2 separate regions of the Homo sapiens genome follow, and region 1 is linked to region 2. The links are chromatin loops, found by intact Hi-C in ENCODE. Cell type or tissue: Caco-2. All regions are shown on one strand.

The links. Hi-C counts contacts between places; a loop is a spot of excess contacts. Peaks named below come from ENCODE experiments on the same cell type or tissue, not always from the same donor. Only the 100,000 strongest peaks of a DNase experiment are listed, where the experiment ranks them.
Region 1: it touches region 2 in a loop (5-fold over the local background); 7 of 110 quality-filtered maps call a loop at or near these places.

The regions. Positions count from the first base shown.
Region 1 is chr6:116,442,688-116,450,687 of GRCh38, forward strand. DSE (dermatan sulfate epimerase) reads left to right here. Exons shown (of 6, transcript NM_013352.4): 6 at 1-2,174. Among named protein-coding and RNA genes, the nearest start is that of CALHM6, 15 kb to the right of the region's middle. In Caco-2, a CTCF peak has its summit at 1,632; no DNase peak of the experiment used is centred here.
Region 2 is chr6:116,507,932-116,515,931 of GRCh38, forward strand. The region is part of intron 3 of TRAPPC3L (trafficking protein particle complex subunit 3L); the gene reads right to left. It overlaps CALHM5 (calcium homeostasis modulator family member 5), which reads left to right and starts at 3,708. Exons shown (of 2, transcript NM_153711.5): 1 at 3,708-4,305; 2 at 7,669-8,000. The coding sequence starts at 3,766. RefSeq lists an enhancer at 3,419-4,000. In Caco-2, a CTCF peak has its summit at 3,608 (motif pointing right); a DNase peak (open chromatin) is centred at 3,690.

The DNA of each region.
Region 1 (8,000 bases), 65 kb before region 2:
TTGTAGGACATGCTAAGGAATCTGGACTTTATTCTGCCATGAGGCTGCTCAACCATTTTTATGCCTCAGCATAACTGAGGGCTACAACATAACACCCATCACTCAACAAGCATGGCAGCGATTTTCATGGGATAGGAAATGTGTATGGGAGCAAAAGGGACATGGGTGAGGGGTGTTGATGATGCCACATATACCTGTGTGTATGTGAAACTTTGAAAAATCCCTGAGATGGCTCTGATATGCCCCCCATATTCCATATGTTTACTCCCTGGGGTGAGGTGGGGCAGGGAGGGGGTACCCTCTGCTTAGAAATCGCTGCAAGCAATGGCAAGCCATTAAAGAATTTTCTTTTTAAATAATCAGATTTGCATTTTAGAAAGGCAATTTTAGCTTCAGTGTAGAGAGTGGACCCAATGGGGAAGAGGTTAGGAGACCATTTCCATAGTCTGGGTAGAAGACAATTAGCTCCTTGAATAAGTCTGGAGAGGGAATGTTTAACTCCTAGCCCACAGGCAAAATGTGTGGCCAAAGGAATGAATATTTTGTGGAAGTATTGATCAGAAAGATAATGAGTCAAGGATCCCTAATGGTATATATGTCTGAGTCTTATTTAATATAAGAAGAGCATGGTTGCCTGCCATGGCTCTGCTGCCGTCACCCTGGCTATCCCTTAATAAGCCCAGGAAATTGTTCAAATATTTCTGCCATTTGTGTTTTCAGCTTGCCTTGTTCAGGGACTTCACATAGAATGGTATAACTGGAGTACAGGGTGTGTATGTAGTGGCGGGTGATAGAAAATTAGACTGGAAAAGTAGACCAGGCTCCAGGGCAGGAGGGTCTCTTTTCCTCACTCCATTTAATTTAAAAAAGAAATAGTTTCAATTATATAAGCATTGTGATTAATGCAGGCAGTTGGAGTACTTTCTAAATCAGAAAAGTAAAAGTGCTGCTCCTTCTGCATATCTCTAGAAATTTGTTATGGGGAAGTCTTTATCAAAGAATGTCCCTATGATTTCAGTAGAATTTCTTAAGAAAAGAGCTTCTAAAAACATTCAGTCAGCCCAGCACATTCCAAATTAAATAATGAGAAGTGTGTTTAGTATTTATTTAGGAATTCTTTTCTGAACAAAAAAACGTTTTCAATGGTCTAGGCACTTCCTTTTTCTTCCAAAGAAATGGTAATAACAGGACACTAGAAGTACCTTTCTGTGTAAAGCAAACATCTTGTCAGTTTTCCTTACTTTGTACTTTTCAGTCTCTGCTGTTTACCATTTTTGTCCAGGATCAGAGACCTCCAGTAAAATAAAAGGAATTTCTGTTTATTGTCTCCTTGATAATCTTGATTTCTAAACTCCTTTACTCCTCTCTTGAAGGTATTTGTTTTACTGACAAAAGAATGGATCCAGGTCATTTAGTAGAGTTCTGAAGAGAATTCTTAGAGCACTCTATATATTCAAACCTCCGTATTTTTTGATACAAAAAGGACTGATGAAAGGGAGACGTGATTCTTTTGAAAGATTAATTCACAGAATTTTTTATCACAGTTGAAATATCAATTGCAATAACAACTGAAAACTGATTGCTATTACTGAACACTGCCCTTAGGTGGCTCACTCTTAGAAGACACAAAGTCACTGGACTACAATCCTTTAGGGCAGGGATTGTGTCTCTTGCTCGTTGTATATACATGGTTCTTACACAGTGCCTGGCATTCAAAAAATGCATTCAGAAAAATTTGGTATTCAAAAAATGCTTGATGAATTGACTGACTGCCTGAATGAATAAATAAATTGGTGGATTAATGACTGAATGGAGTACAGAAGACTGTGGTCCCAGAAGACCTTAACATTGAGCTTGCTGCAGACTGAATGTTTGCCTCCTCTCAAAATTAATATGTTGAAACCTAATCCTTAATGTGATAGTATTAGGATGTGGGGCCTTTGGAAAGTGATTAGGTTATGAAGGTGGAGCCCTCGTGAATGGGAGTAGTATCCTTATAAAAGATACCCCAGAGAGGTCCCTTGTCCCTTCCAACATGTGAGGCTACAGTGAAAAGATGGCCATCTGTAAACCAGGAAGTGAGTCCTCACCAGATACCACATCTGTTGTGCTTTGATCTTGGATTTCCCTGTCCCCAGAACTGTGGTAAATAAATTTCTGTTGTTTGTAAGCCACCTAGTCTATGGTGTTTTTGTTATAGCAGCCTGAATGAGATAAGATAGAACATAGTTCTTATAATGAGCTAACATCACTAACCTCTCAGTTAGCTGTGAACTGTGGCCCTGAGAGATGCTCCAGCTAGATCCTAGAGCTGTTTCAACACTGTCACCTCTGAGCTATGTGGAGGCCTAAAATTCAATCTCCAGGACAGGGTACATGTGAAAGACAGATGTTAACAAGGTAAGCAAGCAGCTGCTTATATGATTGCTAAACACAGGGTGGTCCCAAGTGGGATCGAGAGCCCAGATTCCAAAGCACAACTTAAAATAACACACCATTTGTGTGAGATGTTGTAAACCACCAGTAATCAGCAGACTGTTGCTAAACTTCAGCCATTGCCCATAAGAATGCCTTGTGAGTTCATGACACTGTGCAATCGAGAAAGCATAGCCATGCCAGCAAAGCAGACTTCCTAGAGAACATAGGACAATGTGGTGTGGGTGTCAAGGGTGTGGGCAAGCAGTGTGGTTGGGAGGGTTGGTTATTCAGCTGGCTTTTCTGCGACACCTGCACACGTGGAGAGTCAACCATGGCACCTGTTGCCTAGTGCATGTTTTAAGAGTCTTATGGATGATGAGAGGACCTTCGTGAATTCACTACTGAAGATAGGTCATTTTTAATTAAAAAAATTATTTGGATGTCAGAGGAAGAAGTAGGGAATGAAAGAATATAATTCTGTAAAAGAAGTTTTGTTTCTTAAATGGTATGCAATGAGCCCACATGCAGGCTTATTTTATAAAATGTGCTAAAATTCATAAAAACATTGCCTAGTCCAAGTTTACGCCATTATTATGCTAAAGCTTACTAGATAGCAATGATAATAGCAGTCTTACTGAAGCCTAGCAAAGTTTGAAGAAATTTGTACGCATCTGCATACTGTAAGGAAAATAATAGCTACAGCCCCATCTTATAAATTAGGAAGCTAGGTTCAGAGAGGCTAAGAACTGTGACCAGAGACATACAGCCAACAGTAATTATGGATTAGAGCATAAAACTCAAAATAAAACAATGTCTAAACTTGAATTTTAATTATTTAGAGTGCTCAAAATGCTACATTATAATCATTAAAAATACTGAGTTATAAGCATAGTTACATCAAAACTATTAAACTTTCACCATAATTGTTTGCCTTTAATCTCATGAAACTTAAGTGAACAAGCAAAAAAATTGTCAAAGTAGATTATCTTTGTTAAAGATAGACTACTGGGCCAGGTGATGTACCTCACACCTGTAATCCCATACTTTGTGGGGCTGAGGTGGCGGATAGCTTAAGCCCAGGAATTCAAGACCAGCCTGGGCAACATGGTGAAACCCTGTCTCTTCTAAAAATACAAAAATTAGCTGGGTGTGGTGGTGCACGCCTGTAGTGCCAGCTGCTGTGGAGGCTGAGGTGGGAAGATTGCTTGAGTCCCAGGAGGCAGAGGTTGCAGTGAGCCAAGATCAGGCCTCTGCACTCCAGCCTGGGCACAGAGTCAGGTCCTATCTCAAAAAAAAAAAAAAAAAAAAAGACTACTGAACATCCTCACATTTTAGAAATTACTATAACTATTTGTCATAGTTTAGGATCCTGCAGCACAGCCTACAGACATCATAAAATAATCAGTTGCAAAACCAGACTTCTGCTTTTTGTGTCTACTCTCATCTTGCACCCAAACTGTGAGTCACTTTGATTGAGCTTCATAAACATAAAAGCAAATTATTTACTAATATATTTATCTGCAGTCTCCATCTCTTAATTTAGTATTGTTTCCTGGACTTTTAAGACTGTCATAAATGTTTGTGGTTTTTCAGGTGGTTGAAGTGAATGGAGTCATTGTAAAACGCTTTCAATCAGCTGACCAATGCTTTATATAACATAAACCTACTTTATCATCCTCTCCTAAAGAAGAGAAGATTTAGCTAGAATAATTATTAACAGAAGATGTGGAGATACAGAAGAAACTAGAAAATATCTCACAATCAATACATCTTTCAAGCAGTCAATCATTTGTCACTCATATTGCTTTTTTAAACCCAGCTTTACATGGAAGGAATAAATGGAACTCCAGTTTGGTTTTTCTTCTTTTTTTTTTTTTCTGTTAAGGCAGATTTAAAATTTTTTTTGGTTTACTTTTCATTGAATTTTGTCAGTTCTTGGTCGAATGTATGTATGTGTGTGGTTTTTAAAGAGGTCATGCCTGTTTCTTTTTTTTAACGAACTAGAAGTATGTATTATAGCATGTTAGAATTGAAAGGGACCCCAAAGATGATCTAGTTCAGCCTTCCCATTTGACAGTTGAGGAAACACTTTGTTTGGCATTTCTTTACTTTAAGGAAAGTTGGGGCACTGCCAAAATCAACACTGCCTGCTTTGAGTTTTCACTGCTTGTCGGACAAACCTTAGGTTGGGGGATTGGGGGATATATACAAACAGGGACTAAAACAAGCAACATCATGCCGTCAGCCATCAATCTGGTTGTTGTCTTATTCTTCCCCAAAATAATTTCAAGTCAACTATAGACACAAACACTTGAAATGTATTAATTTATTTATTAAATAAAAATGGCTGATATTTTGCTTACTAAAAATCTGATTATTTCTTTGGCTCCTGGTTAGATGAGCAAGTCAAATGTTAACAACCTGAGTACCATCGTCTATAACAAAACAGTGAATCAGCACCCTCTAGCACATTTCTGAGTCACTACTTTTTAAAAAAACCTTTTAAAAAATGTAACTGAAACTAAAATATTCTAAACACTGTGCTGGGTTTTTCATACTATCTCATTTTTAATTCTCATAAAATTGCACAACATAGCTTGAGACAGCTCTGTAAGTAGATAAAGATAATATACAATGTAGTGAGGTCTACTTCGTGTGTGGAAAGAGAGTTGTGGTCAGAGAGCAGCTGACTCTACTGAGGGAAGCAATGATGAATGAGAAGAGGCCCTGGATCCCTGGGAGCTCCCACCATAGTAGGAGAGACAGATCCCTGGAAAGGAATGTTGCAATAGGCATGTCAAGAACTATTGCACAGTTATTTCTTTTTAAATGGTGTGAGAGCAAAAAAAATAGAAATGCTAACTCTGGGGGTTTTGAAGATGACTTGAATGAAGAAGTTACATCAGACTGAGTATTAAAGGAAGAGAGTAGTTTGCCAGGTGAAAAACAGAAATGTCATTTAAGGAAGAAAGAAAAACAAGTGAGAAGGCATGGTATTGAGGAAGACTGTGATGTGTATGCACAGGAAAAGTAAGGGGGTCAGTGGTGCTGGAAACCGGGGTGCATGGGATGAAGTGGGGTGGAGATGTGTGGAGCAAGTCTGGGACAAGCTTCTGTGCCAATGTAGGGATATGGAAGTTGTCCTCTGGAAAACTGGAAGTATTGGAGGTTTTCAGTTGGAAAATAATGTAATTGGATTGCTGTCTTTCTCTTGCCATAAAAATTAAGAAATATAATCCTTAATGAGGAAAAAATACTAAAACATTAAAACAGATATAGTGTATAAAGCATAATTGTAAACACCTCTGTAACATATAACATTGTGAAAACCCTTCATCTCCTCCCCAGTCATATGTCATGGAAGCCCCAAAAATGATAACCACTGTCCTGATTCTTAATCACTTCTTTGTTGTTCCTTAGTTTTTTCACTTATGTATACATACTCAGAAAAGACAGTCTATTTAGACTAGTTCTGAACTTTTTATAAATGGAATAATACTGAACATATTCTTTGTGTTTAAGTTTTATTGCTCAATGTTTTGTTTTAAAGATTCATCCTTGTTGATATTTATTTATTTACTTTGCTATATAGTATTTTCTTGTTTGACTATTTCACAGTTTATCTTGTCTGTTGTATATTTTTCTTTGGTTTTTAAAATCATTCTTATGTTTATTTGATCAGTTTTTATGTTTATTACCAGTTCTTTTATACCAGCTTTTTAAAAATAGCAATTATGAACAATATGAGCTTTTGTACTCTGTATCCCATTCACATGGTGCATAACAGTCTCTAGGGTATACTCAAATTCACTTTTTAAAAGATTTTATTTTCCTATGTGCAGTTTTAGGTTCATAGCAAAATTCAGAGAAGGGTATAGCGATTTCCCACATACCTCCTGCTCCCACACATTCATATCCTCCCCCATTATCAACACATCCCACCAGAGTGATATGTTTGTTGCAACTGATAAACCTACATTGACACATGATAATCACCCAAAGTCCACAGTTTATATTAGGGTTCACTCTTATGTACATTCTACATGTTTGGACAGATGTGTAATGACATTTGTCCACCATTATAGTATCCAGATTAGTTTCACTGCCCTGAAAATCCTCTAGGTTCTGCTTGTTGATTCCTCTTGCCCCACAACTTCAGGCAAACACTGATTATTTTACTGTCTTTAGAGTTTTGCCTTTTCCAGAATAGTTGTAATTATACAGTATGTAGCCTTTTCAGATTGGCTTCTTTCACTTAGTAATATGCATTTGTTTCTTTCATGTCTCTTCATGGCTTGATAGCTCATTTCTCTTTAGCATTGAACAATACTCCATTGTCTGGATGTGCGATAGTTTATTTACCATTTATCCATTCACCTACTGATGGACATCTTGGTTGCTTCTAACTTTTGGCAATTACAAGTAAAGCTGCTATAAACATCCATTTGCAAGTTTTCGTGTGGGCATAAGTTTTCAACTCAATTGAAATATCAATTGGTATCAATTGGATAGATACCAAAGAGCATGATTGCTGGATCATATCGTAAGAGTATTTTAGTATTGTAAGAAACTGCCAAACTGCCTTCCAAAGTGGCTGCACCATTTTTCATCCCCACCAACAACAAATGACATATTCATTTTTCAGGAAGTTAACTCTGACAGGACTGAGTGGCATAAACTGCAGTGAGGTGATGTAATGAGAATGTGGACCACATTCAGTGAGGTTGGAGAGGAGAGGTCCACACTGAGGGGTGGACCTGAAGCAGACTTAAGCTGCACAAGAAATGGAGTGGCATCACCAGTGACCCTGAGTTTTCTAGCTTGAAAGATTAATATCCTTATCTGACATCAAAATTCAGGAAAAATAAGTTGTAACATAAGCTGAGTTCTATATTATGTTTGAAATGATTGCTAAACAAATAAGTGAAGATATCTTCTAGGCAGTTAAAAATGCCCATGTAGAACTTAGGAAAGGGAGATGAATATTTGGAAATGTTAACACAGAGTTGGTTGTTGAAGCCCTAGGAAAAGAGAATAATATCATTACCAACACTTTTGAGCATTTGCTATGTGCCAGGCACTATTAGAAGAATGTTGTATGTTTCAACTCTTAATTTTCACAACAACCCAATGAGGCAGATAATATTATTTTCATATTACAGATAACTGAGGCACAGAGAGATCTACTACCTTGCTTAAGGTCACATGTCTAGTCTGTGGTGGTGCCAAGAGGAGATTATTCAGGGTGTGTATGTGGAAAGTACCCAATTTTAGTGAGTACCAATATTAATGGTTGGGAGGAGGAGGGAGAGCCTATGAAGGAGGCTTGGATGAATAGTCAGGGAGTCTGGAGGAGAGCCAGAGAGTGTTATTAGCAGCCAAACTTAAATTACCTTAATCAGGTAAGTACTGCAGGTGCCTGGCACTACCAGAGGAGGTCAGGTATCATGCCAAAGTAGAGTCACAGATCGTCAAGCTCTGAATCTACCTGTGAATGAAACTTATTCAAGATTGGTTCATTGCTTCCAAGATAGGAGGTGAACTTTTTTTTTTTTAACTTTTAAAATAAATCTAAAAGTAAA
Region 2 (8,000 bases):
TGCCAAGACCATGCTATAACTTAATTCCTTGGCTCCTAGTCCAAGGCAATTTCTTTTCACAAAATACACAGGCCTGGACTTTGAAGTTTATTAATGAAATTTTGTCAGCTTGATATGTTGCCATCTTTCAAGTGCAGAAATTAATTAATTTTTAAAATTAAGAGCTGTGTAGGAGAGAAATGGAAGCAATTTTCTTAAATTACTTATAATCAGAAGGACTAGGAGATTCCTTATTCATTCTTCATTTATTCAACAGAAATTTCTTGAGCACTGCCAGTCTGGCACAGTACCTGGCACACAGTGGGAGTTCAATAGCCATTTGCAAGACAAATTATAGAATGGGCATCTATTGACTGAATGTTTGCCAGGTAGACAAGACTAGGGGTCTGGAGGTAAGTGACAAAGACATTCTAGGTAGTGGGAACATGTCATGAGCATAAAATACCATGATGGGGTTCAGGGAATCTCTACATCTATCAACTTGTGAGCAGTTGTGAGCCCCAAAGGTGTGAACTGGCTAATGCAGAATTCAATTTCAGTTTTAGAAGGATCCTTTTCTTGTCAGCATAGAGAATGGATTTAGGGTTATGGATGGGAGTGAGCATGAGGTCAAGGGCTGAGATACTAATCAAAAGGTTACTATTATAGTAAGCCTAGGAAAGAAATGATGAGGACTCTTCTCATTTTGACTTTCCTTCAAAACTCAAACTCTCCCTAAACTTTCCCATGTAAAATGCACATATCCCAAATCCTAAAATTTGATCTCTAACACTAGCCAGTTTAGGAAGATAAAAAATGAAAGGGGGAAAGTTGAAGGCATTTCCCCTAAGAAGTGGAACAAGACAGGGATGCCTACTTTCACCACTTCTATTCAACACAGTGCTATTAATAGAAATCCCATCCATAGCAATCAGGCAAGAGAAAGAAATAAAGGGCATCCAAATTAGAAAAGAGGAAGTCAAACTATCTCCATTTGTCAGGATAATCATATATCTAGAAAAACCTAAAGACTCCTCCAAAAGACTACTAGATTTGATAAATGAATTTAGTAAAGTCTTAGTTTACAAAACTAATGTACCCAAATCAGTAGCCCTGCTATACACCAACAACAACCAAGCTGAGAGCCAAATCAAGAACTCAATCCCTTTTATAAGAGTTGTAAAAAAAAAAAAAAAAAAAAACCCACCGATGAATATACTTAATCGAAGAGGTGGAAGATCTCTATAAGGAGAACTATAAAATGCAGCTGAAAGAAGTCATAGATGACACAAACACAGGGAAATATATGCCATGCTCCTGGATTGGAAGAATCAATATTGTGAAAATAACCATACTTCCCAAAGCAATCTACAGATTCAGTGCAATTCCTATCAAAATACCAACATAATTTTTCACAGAATTAGAAAAAACAATCCTAAAATTTATATGGAACCAAAAAAAGAGCCCCAACAGCCAAAGCAATACTAAGTAAAAAGAATAAATCTGGAGGCATCACATTACCTGACTTCAAATTATACTACAAAGGTATAGTTATCAAAACAGCATAGCACTGGTACAAAAGTAGATACATAGACCAATGGAACAGAATAGAGAACTCAGAACCAATTGATCTTTGACAAAGCATACAAAAACATAAACTGGGGAAAGGACACTGTATCCATTAAAAGGTGCTTGGAAAACAGGATAGCAACATGTACAGGAATGAAACTGGATCCCTGTCACTCACCATATACAAAAATAAACTCAAGATGGATCAAACGCTTATATCTAAGATGTGAAACCATAAAATTTCTAGAAGAAAACGTAATAAAAACTCTTCTGGACATTGGCCTAGGCAAGGAATTTATGACTAAGACCCAAAAAGCAAATGCAACAAAACCAAAAATAAATAAATGGGACCTAATTAAACTAAAAAGCTTCTGCACAGCAAAAGAAATAAACATCAGAGTAAACAGGCAACCCACAAAATGGGAGAAGATATTTGTAAACTATGCATCTGACAAAGGACTAATATCCAGTATCTATAAGGAACTCAAACAAATCAGCAAGAAGAAAACAAATAATCCCATCAAAAAGTGAGCAAATGACATCAATAGACATTTCTCAAAAGAAGATATACAAATGGACAACAAACATATGAAAAAATGCTCAACATACTAATCATTAGGGAAATGTAAACTAAAACCACAATGAGATACCACCTTATTCCAGTAATAATGGCTATTACTAAAAAGGCAATAACAATAGATATTGGTATGAATTTTGTGAAAACAGAATGCTTGTAGAATGCTGGTAGGAATGTAAATTAGTACAACCTCTATAAAAAACAGTATGGAGATTTCTTTCTTTCCTTCTATGTATTTATTTATGAGACAGGGTCTTGCTCTGTCACCCAGACTGGAATGCAGTGGCATGATTTGGCTCACCACAACCTCAGCCTCCTGGGCTCAAGCGATCCTCCCATCTCTGCCTCCTGAGTAGCTGGGACTACAGGTGCATGCCACCGAGCCTGGCTAATTTTTTTTTGGTATTTTTTTGTAGAGAGGGAGATTCACCATGTTGCCTAGGCTGGTCTCGTACTCCTTGGCTCAAGCAATCCACCTGCCTCGACCTCCCAAAATGCTAGGATTACAGACATGAACCACGGCACCTTTCTTTCATTCTTAAAGAAAGAACTTTAAGTACTAAAAGTAGATCTACTATTCAGTCCAGCAATCCCACTACTGGGTATCTATCCAAAGAAAAAGAAGTCATTATATATTAAAAAAAAACACCTGCACATGTATATTTATTGCAACACAATTCACAATTGCAAAGATATGAAACCAATCTAAGTACCCATCAACTGATGAATAGATAAAGAAACTGTGGTGTATATATACCATGGAATACTACTCAGTCATAAAAAAGAATGAAATAATGTCTTTTGCAGCAACTTGATGGAGCTAGAGGCGTTATTCCAAGCGAAGTAACTCGGAAATAGAAAACCAAAAACTGTAGTTCTCACTTATAAGTGGAAATTAAGCTATGGGTACGTAAAGGCATATGGAGTGGTATAATGGACTTTGGAGACTCAGAAAGAGGGAGAGTGGGAAGGGGGTGAGGGATAAAAAAATACATATTGGGTACACATACATATCCGGTGATGGGTGCACTAAAATCTCATATATATATGTATATATATATATATGTATATTTATATGTATATTTCATCCATGTAACCAAAACCCACTTGTGCTCCAAAAGCTATTGATATATATATATATATATAATTTTCATATGTTTTTATATATATGAAAAAAGACAGCAAATCCCTGTCTTCCAAATCTCAAGTCATAGGAAGAGAAAAACATTCATAAAATTCTAGGTTTGGAGATTTGATTTGTCGGCTGAAACCTCTTTCTGTTAATGTTGATTCCTTACACTGGAAAATTCCTAGACTATTATTTGTATGAGTGAGAATTTCTTTTCTGATTTTCAATCCAAACCACATGGAAAGAAGGTTAAAATGGAGCCCGTGCACTTTGAATTTATTCTCAGCATTTAGGCTGCAGTATCACAGCCCAATTTCCACCAGTAGGAGGCATTATCTAAACATGTTGAGAAATATTCATTCCTAAGGAATGACATTGTTTCCTTATCTGGCTCAATTCAGTCTGAGAAGGACTGTTGTTTCTGATGAAGAAAGAGCTCCACCCTCGGCCACTGCCACAGCTGCTCTGCCAATAACAAAGGCACAGCATTTTCCCTCTGTGCATCTCCAACATGGATGCTTTTCAGGGCATTTTAAAATTCTTCCTTAATCAGAAAACTGTTATTGGCTACAGCTTCATGGCTCTGCTGACCGTGGGAAGTGAGCGTCTCTTTTCTGTTGTGGCTTTTAAGTGCCCCTGCAGCACTGAGAATATGACCTATGGGCTGGTTTTCCTCTTTGCTCCTGCCTGGGTGTTACTGATCCTGGGATTCTTTCTGAACAATAGGTCGTGGAGACTCTTCACAGGCTGCTGTGTGAATCCCAGGAAAATCTTTCCCAGAGGCCACAGCTGCCGTTTCTTCTACGTCCTCGGCCAGATCACTCTGAGCTCATTGGTGGCTCCAGTGATGTGGCTTTCTGTGGCTCTGCTCAATGGAACTTTCTATGAATGTGCCATGAGCGGGACGAGAAGTTCAGGACTCCTGGAACTGATTTGCAAGGGTAAGCCCAAAGAGTGCTGGGAAGAACTTCACAAAGTATCTTGTGGCAAAACTAGCATGCTACCTACCGTCAATGAAGAACTGAAACTCTCCCTTCAGGCCCAGTCTCAGGTAAGAAAAGACAAACTCGCCTTTTTCTCTCAGCATGAGCTCGAAGTATTCTCTCTGTGCTCCTTTCAGCCAGGGCTGTCTGTGTCCTGTCAGAATATTTTGAAACTAAATGGAAACTGAAACATGATGCAGCATTGAGACTATCTCAGGAAAAGCTTTTGAAAGGCTGGGTGGCTCAATAAAGTTGCTGACTGGATTATCTCTTTTCCGGTTCTGAAAAGAAAATATCCACTGGATTGTCCACATATAAATACTTAAGTACTTTAAAACAGTCTCTCTGGGTCTGTAAATAAATAATGCCTAACACTAAATCATAAATTGAGTGTTAATGGCAGAGCTGTAATTAGAAATTACTGCCTTCTATCAATTATTTACATTCAAGTTGTTTTCTCAAACACACACATGTATTATTCATCTATTAAAATGTAGCTGAATGAAATGAGTTATTACTTTTCAAAGTTGCATGTAATATAATTAGTGTGGAGATTCTCTTGAATGATTTCTGGCAACTGCTATCTCTGTGTATAAATATTGTCAAGATTGAGAAGAATTTTCCTTGTATGGTAGGAATCAGCAGTTTTTAAATAGCCTTCTGTGAAAAAGTGACTGTACTCTCTAGGGAGATTATGTTTTATACTCTTTGTGCTGTACAGCTAAAGGGGTTCTTAATTACTTCAGAAGCTCAAGATTTGGGCATTGTTTTATTTAACAGAAGGAAATCATATCTTTACCTAATTGATGCAGGGAAGTAGCCTGTCATTCCTCCAGGCACATGAACACAAATCCAGATGTACAGCCTTAGGAAGGACTAACTTCCCATTTATAGGTAGTAAGAATTGCATTCCCAAAAGCAAAACAAGTGGTAAGAGTTGATAAGCAGATCCACAAATTGTCAGGAATGCTATCTGTTTCAGAATAAAGGCACAGAAATAGCATTATTTTACTTTTTCGACAAGGATTTGCCTTGGTAACAACAAATCAAGGCAAAATCTGTTTTTAAAATCATACACTCCAAAGCTGGTTGGCAGTAAAGTCATACTCTTCATAAATTGATAAGTCAAAAAATACTCCAAAACAAAATCTTTTCTTTAATGCATAAAGCACATCTTAGATAAAACATATCAGGCTCCCAAATGTCTTGTGTCTTTTATTGAAGAAGGGTATAACTTACAACTCTTATGACAGAATGATTGATTTATGGTGTATGTCCTCAGTCACCAGGCTCCATTCAGTCAGTGGCAGGCCCAAACACTTATCATTGTGTGAGCTTCTCCTCTCTAAACACAGGTACAAGGAAATCTTGCACATCATGTCATAGCTTAGGCTGAGCACACTGACCTGCTGATTCTTCATCAGAATGAGAAGGACCTGGGGCTGATTCCTGTGGGAAGATGCATAAGGAATGTGGGCAAGAGAACTTGTATCAATAGCAGGTGCTGACTACAGAGGTTCAGATAGGCAGGAGGCAGCATATAGTCCAGACCAACAATAGGTGTACATGTGCCTGGAGGCGGAAAAGAACATTCATCCATGGGTGGGGCAGATAAAAAATCTAGCTGGATGACTCTCTATTCTTAAGGAAGATAGAATGGAGTAGTGGAAAGAGCTCAGTCTTGGAATTGTCTGGCGTTGGGTTTGTATGCTGATGCTACCAATCACCAGCTATGTGACCTAGAACTAGTGGTTCGACCTCTTTGAGTCCCAGTTTTCTCATAGTTAGTGGTAATATCACTTACTTTGGAGAGTTGTCGGAAGATTTAGAGATGATAGATACAAATGGGCATAAAGCTTCTGGTACACAGTATTTGTTCCAAGTCAATGAGGAAAACTGCCATGGTTTGGGGGAGGACATATGCAAAATAAGACACTTTTGAGGGCTGGTATGGAAGCATCCACCAAGCTCTAGTTTGACTCTGGGTACTGTGAATTGAGGGAAAGCATCGGTCAATGCAAACGTCATGTGAAAGGGGGAAGGGGACCTGAAGCTGATGGAATAGTTTATAATTCAGCTGGAACTGGCTCAGGTACTGAGATGAGATGGCGTACAGAAGCCTCAGCTGTGGAAAAAGAGGAAGACAGACGATGAAGGAAGGAGGAACATATAAGGTAGCCAACCACAATCCATTCAGGGACTTTCACTTGATGGTAGTTGTGCCTCACTCATTAATTATAAGTACAGAAAGATATTATGAGTTCAGTAACACATTTACATAAGTGTATATATATTTGAAGAATAGCAGCATATAATATTAGCTAAAACTTAATGAATACATGTGTCCAGTATCATTTCATTAGGTCCATCAAATTACCCTTCAAGGTGAGTAACCCTCGTTTCACAAGTGAAGAAACTGAGATAAAAAGAATACGCATAGTAAGGGGAAAGTTTAGATTTAAACCTGAGTAGTGCCAGTCCAGAGTTGGCATTGGTGCAGAGGTTGAGACCCTTCACAAACACTCTATATCTGAGTCAAAGGTTGGGAACCACTGATTTAAAGCTTATTTGTGGTTTTGTTATGGTCTGAATGGGTTCATTTGTAGATTATTATTTCTATTTTCAAATAGGCTCATCTGCTAAAGAATATTAAGGATCATTTAAACTAAATGTCAAGAGACACTTTGAAAAAGATGTTAGTTTTCCAAACATAAAATTAATTTCAATTGTGAAAACAGAGTTAGAGCCAAAAAAGTTAGAAGATAATTTAAGCTATTTAAACTTCTGCTTTTAAGATCCAGGGGAGAAAAGCTGAACCATTTCATATTCAGGAAAGAGTTTGTTTTTTCTAATTACCAAAAATCAAGACAAATCATTTTCAAGGTTTTAATGATCCTAATTTTTTCTCAGCCTTTAAATTCTTATAGCTTCAGCTTCCTGATTGTATCGTCTGTCTCCCTTTTCCATGGACAGTAAGTAATGACAGAAAAAAATTAGTCTCTAGCCATGTATATACATTTATCAATGCCTAAAAATGCCTGGCTGAAGAGCTGGTCATTTACTCAAATGACCACATTTACTTATGCACAGAATATTTTCCTATCAGAGCTAATACTATTTGAGCTTGATTTCTGTAAGTCTTATGTAATCTATACTTTGTACTCTTTTCTATCTGCCTGCCTTCTGGTTATTTCTTTGCACCAGCAATGTTGGGGAGGAGAATAGAGATTAGGTAAACCCTAACTTTATTTTGAGTTTACCTAATAAATTCAAAAAGTGAGTTTAAAGTGTTTAAAAATTAAGATGAATGATTTCAAATGAGGTATGTCAAAGACTGTGGTAATAATTTAGCTATACACTTCTCAATAATACCCCAGCTCCCTAAATGGCTTTGCTTTCACGTGTGTACTCAATATTTCTTTCTTCTTAAGATTCTAGGATGGTGCCTGATTTGTTCAGCGTCTTTCTTCTCTCTGCTCACCACATGTTATGCTCGCTGCCGATCTAAAGTTAGCTACCTTCAGCTGAGTTTTTGGAAGACATATGCACAAAAGGAGAAGGAGCAGTTGGAAAATACATTTCTGGACTATGCCAACAAGCTGAGCGAGAGGAACCTGAAATGTTTTTTTGAAAACAAGAGGCCAGATCCTTTTCCCATGCCTACGTTTGCTGCCTGGGAGGCTGCTTCAGAGCTGCATTCTTTCCACCAAAGCCAGCAACACTATAGCACCCTCCACAGAGTGGTGGACAATGGTCTGCAACT